2 separate regions of the Homo sapiens genome follow, and region 1 is linked to region 2. A link is a loop called in an ENCODE intact Hi-C map of the cell type or tissue named here. Cell type or tissue: GM12878. All regions are shown on one strand. Links, peaks and the distances in the headings refer to the core of each region. The heading gives the core; the rest is flanking DNA. Region 1 has its middle 100 kb from the start of MIR4290HG. Region 2 overlaps SYK (spleen associated tyrosine kinase).

What was found. A loop is a pair of places that touch in the nucleus more often than their neighbours do. Peaks named below come from ENCODE experiments on the same cell type or tissue, not always from the same donor. Only the 100,000 strongest peaks of a DNase experiment are listed, where the experiment ranks them.
Region 1: it touches region 2 in a loop (7-fold over the local background); 75 of 110 quality-filtered maps call a loop at or near these places.

Annotation. Positions count from the first base shown.
Region 1 is chr9:90,138,057-90,144,749 of GRCh38, reverse strand. No RefSeq gene overlaps it. Among named protein-coding and RNA genes, the nearest start is that of MIR4290HG, 100 kb to the right of the region's middle. In GM12878, for the core only: CTCF peaks have their summits at 1,977 (motif pointing left) and 2,825 (motif pointing left); a DNase peak (open chromatin) is centred at 1,939.
Region 2 is chr9:90,867,800-90,874,492 of GRCh38, reverse strand. SYK (spleen associated tyrosine kinase) reads right to left here. Exons shown (of 14, transcript NM_003177.7): 8 at 202-289. Among named protein-coding and RNA genes, the nearest start is that of SYK, 69 kb to the right of the region's middle. In GM12878, for the core only: a CTCF peak has its summit at 3,267 (motif pointing right); a DNase peak (open chromatin) is centred at 3,272.

The DNA of each region.
Region 1 (6,693 bases), core at 1,764-4,263, 730 kb after region 2:
CACACCACATATTGGAAGAGGTAAAGGAGCTGGAACTCTCCTGCTGGTAGAAATGTGAAATAGTATAACTGCCATCAGAAACTTTCTGTTGATTTATGAAAAGGTTAAATGTTTCACATTGTTAAAAAGATTCTACATGTAAGTGAGATGTAATGTTTTTCTTTCTATATAAAAAAATGCAAGTATACAGAGACAGAGAACAAAATAGTGGTTACCAGGGGCAATGGGTGGGGGGCAGGGAGACATGGGGGTCGGGGGAGTGGTAATGGGGAGATGTAGGTCAGAGGATACAAAGTAACAGATATGTAGGATGAACAAGTCTAGGGATCTAAGGGAGAACATGAGAATTATAGGTAATAAAATCGTGCGATATATGGAATTCATGCTAAATGAGTAGATTTTAGTTGTTCTTGCCATGCACACACAAAAAAATGGGTAACTATGTGAGATGATGGACATGTTACTTTGCTTCAGTACAGTACCCTTTTTACTGGCTATATGTGCCCCAAAATGTAATGTATATCTTAAATATGCACAATAAAATTTATTTTTAAAAAAATTGAATGTGCACTTAATATATGATCCCTCTCCAAAGCATTTCCCTCAAGGGCAAAAAAAAAAAAATGGGTTTGTACAAAGACTTTCACACAAATACTTACAACAGCTTTTTGTAAATACTAAAAACATTAGAAGCTATCTAAATGTTCATCAAAAAGTGAAAGGATAAACAAAATGTGCTCTATCACACAATGACACAAAGGAATGAAATATTAATACATGCAACCATAAATGAATCTCAAAAGTGAAAGAAGACAGACATAAAAGTATATATGTAAAATTCTAGAAAAGCAAAATTAATTCATAATGAAAGAAAACAGATCAGTAGTTCCTTGGCCATGGAAGTAGGAGAAAGGAGGGAGGTACAAGGGGTACAAAGAGGTACAAGGAAAGTTTTTGGGGTGTAGTTATGTCAGCAATCTTGATTACGGCGATTGATTTATAGGTGTGTACTTCTGTCAAGGCTTTTTAAATTGTACACTTTAAATATATGTAGTTTCTTGCATATCAATTATACCTCAAAAAATTATAAAACCATAAAAAAAAGCACTGGGAAATTTTCATTTGCTAGTTTCTAATAATCACATTTTGAAGGCAAGGGTGCTTACCAACAGGGATTTTGTAAAACAGCCACAAAAGAGAGCACTATGAAGCTTTAAAGAATGATAAATATCTCTAGACTTCCACTTGTAACTGTGATAAAATAGGTTTATCAGATCACCATTGCCACCAGGAACAACCAGAAAACCTAAAATGAATATGTGTCGTTCATATATTACACAGATGTTGATACATAGATTCTATCCATCTATCTCTATATATCTATCTCTAGACAATGATGATCTGATAAAACTTATTTTATCATGGTTACTAGTGAAAGTTTAGAGATATTCATCATTTTTAAAGCTCCATAGTGCTCCTTTATTGGATCCTACCATATCTTTAAGAAGGGAAATTGTAATTTTAATACCTGTACTACAGAGAAGACATATTGTAAGCACAGATATTAGATTTTCTACTTAGTATATGTGTAAAGCCCTTGGGTCATGGTAGGAGGAACAATGCCTCACAAAAGACAGAAAATATGAGCTTGAGGAGGCCTGACTAGGAATGAAGACCTCGACTCATCATTGCTCTCGGGTCCTCACTAGGAAAGCATTCAAACTCCTACCTAAGCCGGCAAACATAAATGTAGCACAGCCAAGTGTTAAATTTTGAACATTTTCAACTTTCTGTACTCCCGTGGATGGATTCCTGCTAAACCATTGCATTTTCTTAACTCTGAGCATTGGCTGTTTTTATTCTTAACAACTTCCTTACAGCATACGTATGTCAAATTCAACCATTGCTTAGAGAGAAATCATGGCAAGAAAAATCAACATTTCTTCATCTACCTCTGTTTTATTCTAGGGCGCCATCTGCTGGCCAATACCTTTCTTCTTACTTTCAAAAATTGTTCTGATTAATGACACTGGGCAAATTCACAAAGAAGAAAAATTAGTTTGGTTGAGTCCATCAGCGTCCATCCAGGAATCTGGCCAAGCTGTTTTACCATTACCTCTTTGGAAGTAAAGTCAGAAGACTAAGACTCCTTAACGAGAAAAAGACACTGATCTAGATTTGGCGAGGGTGGCGGGGAGAGGGGGGTGGGAATGAGAGGCAGGGACCTCTCAGATATAGCTGTGACAAGCAGGTACATGCTTCATCCATTTTGTAAACAATGCAACAGATCAAGAGTCCTAAAAATGTCCATTCCTTTTGATTCTCAAATAAAATTCTGTGAATCTATCTTTCAAAAGGCCAGAGATGCGGGCAAACAGGTACATGTATGACTATAAATGTCTTATTTATAAAACCTTCACTATATCTATGGAGATATAGAGGCATATACAATATACATCAATTATAATTTTATATTACAATTTTAAAGTCTTGAGAATAATGTAGAAAAATGTCTAGGATACAGTGGTAGGTAAAATAAATTAGGGAACTAAACGATTTTTTAAGTATGATGCCAATTAACTACAAAATATATGAATTTAAAATAAATTGCAGAGAAAGAGTGGTTAGCTATGAATGTGGTATAGGCATTACAGTTTAATTTTAGTTTGTTTATCTGACTTTTGATATTTCCAAAAGGATATATAATAAATATTTTCCACTTTTGTAAAAACTCATATATTTAATGTGAGCCCGTTTACATTTGAAACACGTTGCAATGGTATGGGAAAAAGAAAATTGCATACTTTACTTCCACCTAGTGGATTTAGGAGAAGTTGCAATCAGAAACCCAACGCTTTCTTTAAAAGGTAAAACATTTAAAAACAAAACCAAATGTAAGAGCAGAGAGGATAGTGCAGAAAAGGGGAGAAGAGGGGAGGGAAGGGGAAAGGAGACTCAAGGTGGGCAGGAGAGGGGAAGGGAACAAAAAAGGTCATGTGCGCAGCGGCTGTATAGAAACATGCAAAATCTAAAAACATTAACATTTTAAGCAAAATGTCACCACTGGTATTTATACAGATTAAACAAGCTCTGTTTAAATAACAAGTCTCAATACATCTTCTTTAATATGATACTAGATTACCTCTACTTGTTCCGTCCGCAACCCCCAGCCCCCACTATCCAGCAACTGCTCCCTACTGGCTGCCCCAGTCTGCCCAGGCCTAAACAACAACGCCCTGCTGCCTCTGTCCTGACCTGTCACTTTTTGCTGGGGTGCCTGGCCTTCTTCACATCTCCTTTAAATATCCTGCTGCCCGAATGAGTTTTCTTTTGAGAGTTCTCTGTGCCCTTAAAAAGATCAAATCTATATTCTAACACGAATCCTTTCAAGTCGTTCCCTTGTTTAAAAATCCTCAAATGGTTCTTGTCACTGAAACTAACATCTAAATTCCTTAGAGTACTATCAGGGGCACGGGATGACCTCAACCTTGTCTCCGTTTGCAGATCCACCTCCCTTTACCCACGGTCCCCATCACAGCAGGCTCTCTCCAGCTTCAGGTGCTTGCCTGCGCTGTGCACTTTGCCTGGAATGCCTTCTCACTTTACCAACTTGTCATACCCCTGTGCACAGGCACCTGCTCCTTTGTGAAAACGAGTCACCTGGAGAATTGTAGATGTATCTATAATGATGGAACCCTAAGATATGATCTTTCCAATGGCTAGAACTAAGGGAAATTTTATGTGCATGTCTGTATCTATATAAAGATCTATATCAAGATCTACATGTATACTGACAGAACTAACTTTGGAATTAGAAGCTATGCTGCTGACAGGTTACATATTTCTGGAAAGTTATTTGCTAATTAGTGCCAGATATGATGTTAACATATCTGACAAAAAAAAGTGCGTTTTTTTTTCTTTATACCTGCAGGTTTTACACTTGGCTTAGAAATGAAAGCCAAGGTTATAAATTTGAGTTATAAGTACCTGACCGGGGAGAAAAACACAGAAGTGTTCAGAGAAGAAGGATGAAAACCAGGAGCCGAGAGTCCTAAGAACCAGGGAAGGGTTCCATTAAGCAGAGAGGAAGTGGTGATCCATGACAAAGCCAGGGCCCAGGAGGCAGGGCTGAGAACTCTGCACTGGGCAGCTGGTGGCATGCACAGAGAGAGGAACCTGGCAGAGAGATTAACGCAGGAGCAGATTCAGCAGGATAGGAGAGCGGCAGCTGAGGAAACCAAGGCAGCCAACGTGGGTCCCTTGCTCAAGAAGCAGGGCGGAAGGAAACAGTTCCCTTCCAGGCTGAAAGGACTATCTGAAAGATCAGGAAGAAGAGCAGTCTCTGGCCCGACTCCACTCCTCTGTCAGGGTGGGATGTGCAGAGCTCAGTGTCCCCCAGCCCTGGCTTGCAGGGGCAGGGGCTGTGCCAAGGTGGGGGCCACAGTGAGTGTAGGCAGCTCCAGAGTCCTGCAGCCCAGGCCTCAGCCCTCTGCCCAGACCCAGGCACAGCTCATAACTTCCTTGAGATTTAAAAAAATAAAAGGCCCCTGAGGGACACACAGAGTGTGTGAGGTACACTTACTGCCACCACCAAGGAAAAACAGTGAAAGAAAAAAAAAAAACTTTTACCTCTCTACCCCAAAAATGTCTTCCTTCCTTAGTATTCTCCAATCTTCACTCCCTTCACCACTGAATAAGAGGAGTGAAGACAGCCCCAAGAAGCTGCACATGATCTGTTTAAACAAGAGCTCGCTTGAAATTCAGAAAGAAGCCAATGGCCTTTAAAAAGCCAAACAACCGGCCAGCCTCCGTGGCTCATGCCTATAATCCCAGCACTTTGGGAGGCCGAGGCGGGCGGATCACCTGAGGTCGGGAGTTCGAGACCAGCCTGACCAACATGGAGAAACCCTGTCTCTGCTAAAAATACAAAAATTAGCTGGACATGGTGGTGCATGCCTGTAATCCCAACTACTCGGGAGGCTGAGGCATGAGAACTGCTTGAACACGGGAGGCAGAGGTTGCGGTGAGCTGAGATCACGCCATTGCACTCCAGCCTGGGCAACAAGAGTGAAACTCCGTCTCAAAAAAACCAAAAAACCAAAAAACCAAACAACCAAAGCACCCTATCCTGTCCCTTCTTACCTGAGGTACCTCCCTGTATTAGGCAACCACATACTTTGAAAATAATGACTTAGGAGGAAAGGAAGGAAAGAGCAACCCACGTTTCTTTTCCTTGAGTGCTTCTCACTCATTAGTCAGCCAAAGGTAGAGAGTTGGTAGAAAGTGTGCATATCATGAAGTGAAATAAAAGCAATTGACTTTATTTTGTGCAGCATTTCCACCATTCTGGTAAGAATGAAATACATATGCATGTATGAGCTACAAAATGCAACTGCCAATTTTATGTAAAGATGAATGGTAAAATGCATGCTAATAATTAATAATGGTAATTTGTCTTTACTTATTATGACATTAAATAGCACATTTGAAAACATCATGATAAGTCAAGAGAAAAACTATGGAAAATGTAAAAACATGATATGTTAGCACCTTTAACGGCACTTTTATTCATGTATTTTGTAAAAGTGTTCATATTTTCATTTTGTTCTGAATAAATTACGCATTCAGTTCTGTCCACAATCAGCTTCTTACCAAAGCCACCAGGAGCCGTACTATGTTCTTTTACGGAAACAAACACAGAGCATTACAGACAAATCCTCACTCTTGCCACATGAAATATTGGCCACAAATCCCTATCTATTCTCTTGGCTGTGAATGAAGCTGCACCACGGGTGACTTTGAGAAACTCTTAGATTAAGGCCCGCATTAAAACATTCGTGCATGCAGCCTGCTCCTTGCCTACTCTATGTGGAGCTCCACCATTCCCACTTAGCTTCCAAAAGGTGAGGGCATCTTGAAGATGAGAGGCACCTCCAGGCCCCATTTTATCACTCAGCTGCAAAGATGGCAGGACAAACTTCAGTACCCAAATGACAACCCAAGAAAGAAGTTGCCCTTGACCATTTCTATTTACAATCTCTTTCCTCTGTCCACTAAAAATACCACCACCTGCCACATCAGCTACATTATATATCCTTTTTAAATACTAATGTTATGTATTTTGGAACAGATAATATATAAGCATGATTCAAAAGTACTGATTTTAGAGGAAATTTTCTCTGACCACAGTAAAATTAAGGTAGAAATCACTAATTTCAAAAAAAACCTGAGTTTCTTTATAATTGGAAATTAAGTAATACAATAGTTATATTTTGAATTCCCCCAAAAGCAGATCTGGAGATAAGAGCATAGTATAGAGAGTCTATTTGGAAGGTGCTCTCTGGAAGCAGCAATGAGAGAATGGGAAAATCCAGACAAGGAATCTGGGAAACCCAATGATGTAAAGTATCTGGTTTGTCCAATGATGACTTGATTGCTTAGGAACCTGTGACAGGCATAAAGCACCCCAGAACTTACCAGTGAAGGAAAGAAGGCTGAGACATTTATATACCAGCTCCACTTGACCATGGATTGAGTGGCCTTAGAGGTCAATTTCCCTCCAAGGAAATTTGAAAAAGGCAAACTCCTCCAAGGAGTTTGAAAATGGTAGATAGAGATTGACTTCCCTGTATTGGACAACTGGATTTGTGCACAAGTCAAGCAGCCTCCCAGAGAATCTGAGTTGTCCTGGAG
Region 2 (6,693 bases), core at 2,145-4,644:
GACCATTTCATTCAATAGCACCATCACTGCTCATGGGCATGTGGTGCCTGCTGCCTGCCACTAGATGTGAGTGTTTCCATGGCTAACTGTGGCTGTATTGCAATCACGGACGTGGTGTGGATTCGTGAACCAACTCTACAAACTTACAAGTGACCACGCACTTTGCTCTGTGAATGTCCCTTGAATGAAAGGAAGTCTCACCTTTGTCTGCAGCCCAGGGTGCAAGTTCTGGCTCATACGGATTGAATGACACAGTACTCTCTTGCCGGTTCCCTTGGGCAGGGGAGGACTAAAGTACATAAAGGACAACAGGTTGTTTTTCTTCATCCACAAAACTGTTAAGTTGATCTGCATAATTATTTTTATTTTCCAATAATCACAGTTTAACTTTTGCAGGAAAGACAAAGGAAAGAATTACGAAAAACAGGGAAGAAAATAAGGCTGATCTCATTCTTCGGGCAATTATTTGGATCTTGCAAGGGCTAAAGCAAGCTTGTGCTGCTACAACTCAAGGGACTCTGTGAGGTGTTCAGAGGGTGTGGTGAGAGTCAACTCTACTGGCCTGGATAGAGCTGCTTCCCCACTCACCCCCTTGCACATCCTATTCCCACCTACCAAAGATCGCTGATGATTTGCATGTTCGCCTTGGAAGCATTTTCCTTCTTTAACTTGTGCTCTTCAATTTCATATTACATGGACATTATTTAAAGAGGAAAATTAGTACTCATCAGCTGCTCCTACCTACTTCCCAACTCCAACGCACATATGTTTTCCAAGTCTCCACCCAAGTCTTTATCTTCGGTGGAGATGCAGCAGCATTGGGGTGGATGGCAGAGGGTGGCACTGGTCAGTAACTACAGGTCCCAAGGGAAGGCCAGTTGCTGCCACCTAGGCCAGCAATGCTCCAGCTGCCACAGCTAATGCTGGAAATCAGTACCCCTGTGAGACAGGTATTTATTTGGTCCACATCAGTTTATATCATGAAACAACTGGGGGGGGAAATCTACTCATTATCCTAAGGACTTTCCCTTTTGAAAGTCTCTATCTTGAGTTTTCCTGACCCACCCTTTCTTCCAAATTAAAACAAGATTCTTGCTACTAAATTTAATTCACAGGAGAACCATGATTCAGATGCTTTTTTTTTTTTTTCAGCGTGAGTTGAGTCACAATTCTATGTATTGATTGACCTTTTCAGTGCCCAAACACTGGCCACGAAGAAATGAGATACTGCCAGATTATGGAGAAAGTTACAGAAACAGAGACATTAAGCTTAACGTGACAGTCACTTATCTTATGACACACACTAAATCCTCATGTGCCTTATTCATATTACAAGGCGAGAAACCAAAAGCAGAATAATGAGGTCACAATGCACCACTACCGCCACTCAGCCATTGTTTCCAAACACCCGGACCTTCTTCTTTCACACGGTCTGCTGAGCACTTCAGAGGCAGACATTGTTCACCATGGCCCAAGCCTGTTGACAAGGCTAAAGGACATCTGGTCTTATTTGTAAAAATGATGTCGATGGGATCTGTTTTGTCACAGAGTATCTCAGCACTTCTACTGAACTGATTAACAGAAGTAACTATGACACATCAAAAATAAAAATAGAATATAAGCTCAAGGAGGGGGAGACATTTATTCACTGCACTCGGAACTGTGCCACGTCCACAAGGACGCTCAATAAAAATGTGTTGAACAAACACATGAATGAATGGATGGGTGAATGAATGAAAATCACTTCTAAAAACTAGGAGATGTGAAGTATAATCTAATGTGCTTTAAAAATTAGCTCTCTCTCAAGCCTTTATGCTGATGAAGAGAAATAAGAATGAATAATTCCAAATGACAATCTATTTCTTTTAAACATTTACATATGATTACAGGACTGTGCTGTGGTTTCACTTCTGATTTATAATATAATTATCCTGCCTCTGGAAAACTGTCCTGACAGAAACTGGGTGATCCCCTAGGCTTTCTGTCCTCCTCTTTTGCCCAGTTTTCTCCCGCAACCAATTCTAGGCTGAAAATAGTTTTATTTTTTTTAAAGTCTCTTTCAAGGTTAATATTTACTGTCATTTCAACTCCTTTGATTTTCCCTGCAGGCAGGCACATTCTGAGATCCAAAGACAAAACTTGAACAGATGTGGAATTAAAGGATGTCCTCGGACTAGCCATCACTGGTGAGGAGAGGGACCATCACCTCTTCTTGACATAAGACCTCCTGTCCCTCCCACTGAGGACATTATCCTGGGGTTGCAGCCTCTCTACCTCACAGAATGTTCTCCAGACCAGGAGGACTTCCAAATGGCTTGTTCCAATTAAACCAGAACGCAATTCCCTGACATATGAATCCTGCAGGGAAGAATTTTAAAACAGAGATGGGGTTGTCAAAATATGCTGAAAGGGATACTAGGGTGTCAGGAATGAGTAAGAATTAGTAGCGATGGACACAGAGAATCTAAACCCCTGGGCACAAATAATTTATACTCTCACTAGCAGTGTGTTGTTCACCCCTAGTCTATCTTGGCTTATGGATAGGGAAACAGATGGGAGATCTTCCTCGGAAATTAGAACTCCACGTTTATAGCCAATAAAGCTTGGGGCTTCATTTCCATGCTGCCCAACACAGACCACTATGTGATTATAAGCCTTTTAAGCCAAGCCACAAAGAACCCTCATGTCTCTCAACAACCCCACATCAACTCTCTCCTACCCAGATCCCTGGGCTCCCTGCCCCTATCTCTTTCTGGTGACTAACAGGACTGGAGCAAAGAATGATGCCACAACTGGAAGAATGTGGAAGAAATGGGAGGTTTCCTATTGAGTCAGTTAAAAGAACAGTAGTTACTTTATGATAAAGATGAAGATGCAAAATCCATGCTTCATCTTTCCCAAAGCACTTGGTGAATATGCCACTTAGTAGAACAATAACCAAAACAATCTCTAAAAGAAAATGCTCAGTTAAAAAGAAAAATTTGAGGAGTTTGTAAAGAATGAGCACAGTGGCATAATGATAAATTGTAAAAATACTATTCTTAAAAAATGTAATGACATTTAATTTTAATAAAAAATATATTTCCGGTCTACATTACTATTAACCTTTTATTCTTTATGTTTGCATTTGAGAGAGCCATTCTGTCCCAATCAATAAGTGTCATCTGTTCTGCACAGTGAGCAACAAGGTGTAAATGAAATGTTGACCATTCCACTTTCTTCATTTTTGCTAATACTCAGAACAGGCTCAAACCTTCAGTCCACCGCTAGATGGCATTAGCCACCTTCGCTTTCTACCTTCCAAAAGAACAACTGGTGACTTTTCTTTAAATTTTATAAATTCAGGTAAGGATATCACTCTGCAATAATAAGTCCAGTTATAAATTATTATCCCTGATTTCCTATTGGTAAGGTTTAACTGCGAATAGAAAATGTATTTGACAAGCATTCTTTGAGTGCCTATGTTTAAAAGCTGGTGATCCAAAAGTGAACAAAAGAGGAAAAAATTATTGGTCTGTGGAACTGATAGGTCCATTCAGAGTTTCCTGATTCCAGAGTATTGCCAAGTGTCCTAACATCCATTTACTAGATCTTAATTTTTACTCCCAGATTCTTGGGCCATTTTCAAATTAGGCAACAGCAGTAATGCAGATGACAATACAGTCATTAGTCATCACAATAATAGTGACAAAAGAGCCAGCTGGCTTTAGAAATATTGGCTGCAATAAACTAGGTTTGGTTTCCTTTTTTTGGTGGAATTACCCTGGTTCAGTAGACCCCCACAGGCGAGGGCAGACTGTTGGCTGGGGAATAGGCTACTATTAGCTTTGCTCTGAGATCCATGAAAATAACACTTGACCTCTGCAATTACTGTTCTCTTACAGTGAAGATCTAAAATCTGTTCCTTTATAATTATATGAAAACACATTTTCTCAAGGGTCTGGTCTACTAAGGCATTACCAAGCAACAGGGTACAACTTGAGGATGTTTCTTTCTTTTTTCTCTTCCCACTGAGCCCTGTACTTAAATGTAAGTTTTAAAATATTATAATCACCAATGTATGTGTTGGAATAAAACATGAAAAATGGGTTTTAATTGGAAATTCTGGGACACATTTCAGTTTAATCCTCTTAGGGGATGTGCCTTTGAAATGCAAAGCTGAAAAGTTCCCTGGAAGTCTTTTTAGAGATGTTGCTGTTTAATTTCCACCTATTTTCCATAAAAGAAGGATAAGGTTCTGTGCTTAAAGCAGCAGAGAAAGAAATTCCAGGACTAATATTGGGAGGGGTTTAATTCATTTAAAGACTACTAGTTGTATTCTTAAGTTAATTTTGTTTATACTTTATAAGTATGTTACTAATTTCTTTTCTTTTCTTTTCTTTTTTTGTTTTTGAGACAGAGTCTTGCTCTGTCTCCCAGGCTGGAGGGCAATGGCACGATCTCTGCAATCTCCACCTCCCAGGCTTAAGTGATTTTCCTGCTTCAGCCTCCTGAGTAGCTGGGATTATAGGCGTGTGCCACCACGCCTGGCTAATTTTTGTATTTTTAATAGAGATGAGTTTTCACCATATTGGCCAGGCTAGTCTTGAACTCCTGACCTCAAGTGATCCACCTGCCTCGGCCTCCCAAAGTGCTGGGATTATAGGCATGAGCCACTGTGCTTGGCAGTAAGCTACTAATTTCTAAAGACAAGTTTAAAATGCATCAGCCTGTTAGTAATTTTATGAAAAATTTAAATTATCTGATTCATAATCATCTTCAAATCTAAACATACTTTTCATTAACTATCTAGATGCTATAGGTAGTTCAAGTTCTAACATGTATTTTTTGTGCCTGAATTATTAAAACAACTATGTACACTGAGCAAATTAACAAGTTCAAGAAAGTTATTTATCTCTTAGCTAACATGATGGGACATTTGACATAATTCTCACAATTCTTTTCTCATGACTGATTACATAATGGAAAGTTCCCCATTTGTTTGTGAAAATATACATATTAGCTCTAAAATATTTCTGATAAGCAATTAAAATATTTTTAATCTATAGCTTAAACCTTACAACCTTGATCTTTTAAAAATTATCTGTTGATATTTTTGGCCTTATATATGTGTCATCATTAGTAATATTTATTTCCAGTTTCTTATTTCTATAAAAAATTCAATGTATACTTTAAAGTTCTTCTAAACTTAAATAGAAAGCAAACTTTTTTTTTTGCCAGAAAGGTATTTTCACAATATTAATCAGATTAATTACTCTCTACTATTTAATTTTCTGTTTTAAAAAAATTGATTAAAATTTCTTAACAGGTTCAAATTTAAAAAGATACAACAGAGTTTACAATGAAAAGTGGGATTTCTTAACATTCCCATCTCTTACTCCAGAGGCAACCAGCATTGCCAGCATTTTCTGTATTTTTCTAGGATACTGTATACGATATCAACACATTCTGCATATATGTATGTGTATGTGTGTGTTGCAGGACATTGACTTTTACACTTAAAATTATATTTTGAAAACAATTCTAGATCTCAGCTGCCTCCCATAGTAGCAATTTTACTGTAACCAATTTCATTTGTTTTCCATTGATAGGCATTTAAATTATTATCAGACTTTGTCAATTATACAATTTTGGAAAAAACACCTTCACATGTACATGATTTCACACAAATGCAAGAATATCTGTACATACTTAGAAATAAAATTGCAGAGCCTTTCTTACAGATTGCATCATTTCAGACTTCCCCAAGGAAGAGTGAAAGTGCTTATCTACCATGCCTTTACTACAGTGTTATCAAGCTTTTAAAATTTGGATCATAGGTGGACACAGTTAAGCACCATAGTTTTAACTTGCATTTCTCTTCTCATGAAGTTAAACAACATTTCATATGTTTAAGAACTATTTATATTTGCTTTACTATAAACTACTACTGATATTCCCTGCCAATTATCCTAGTAGACAGTTAATATTTTTGTTAATTATTTTTAGAATCTCTTTGTATATTAAAGCTATTAATCTATGTGTCAGCATTAGTGCTACTTACTCCCAGTTTCTCATTTCTCTTTTGATGATGTTATGGTTGTTATCTACACATATACTTCTTTATTTTTAGGTGGTCACTGATATTTTCTTCAACTTTTTTCTGACATGTTCTCCTGTAGTCTAAAGATGCACCAAAACTTATTTTCTAGGTATTTCTTTAGCCACTGTGAGTAATCTGTGGGGGTGTTTTGCCTTGGGTAAACATGAAAAACAGACATAGTTACTTTATTCAAGTGTAAAATAAACCTTTTCTTCCTCTCGAACACTGCATTAAATCTTTCTGTTCTGTGGTCAACACGATTGAGAACTTCTTGAGTATGAGTAAACTTGGAAAATTATTACTAAATAAAATCTCAAGGGTTTTATGTCTTTTATTTCTGTTGTTTCTAGTAAATACTTTAGGCAATCTATTTCATGAGTGGATGCTCAATTATATGCTAAAATGTCGGTAAAAACACCAAGTAATATGAAAATAAAAAGAATTACTGATAAAAGAACCAATTTTACCCCACTGATAATAAAAGTAGAATGGAAAAAAAGCAATTCAAACACATTATATATACATATTTTGGGGGAAGGAATAAATAAGTCATTATAAATAAAAGTCATGAAAAAGAACTTATTTTTATTTTCCCTCAAAATCCAATAATA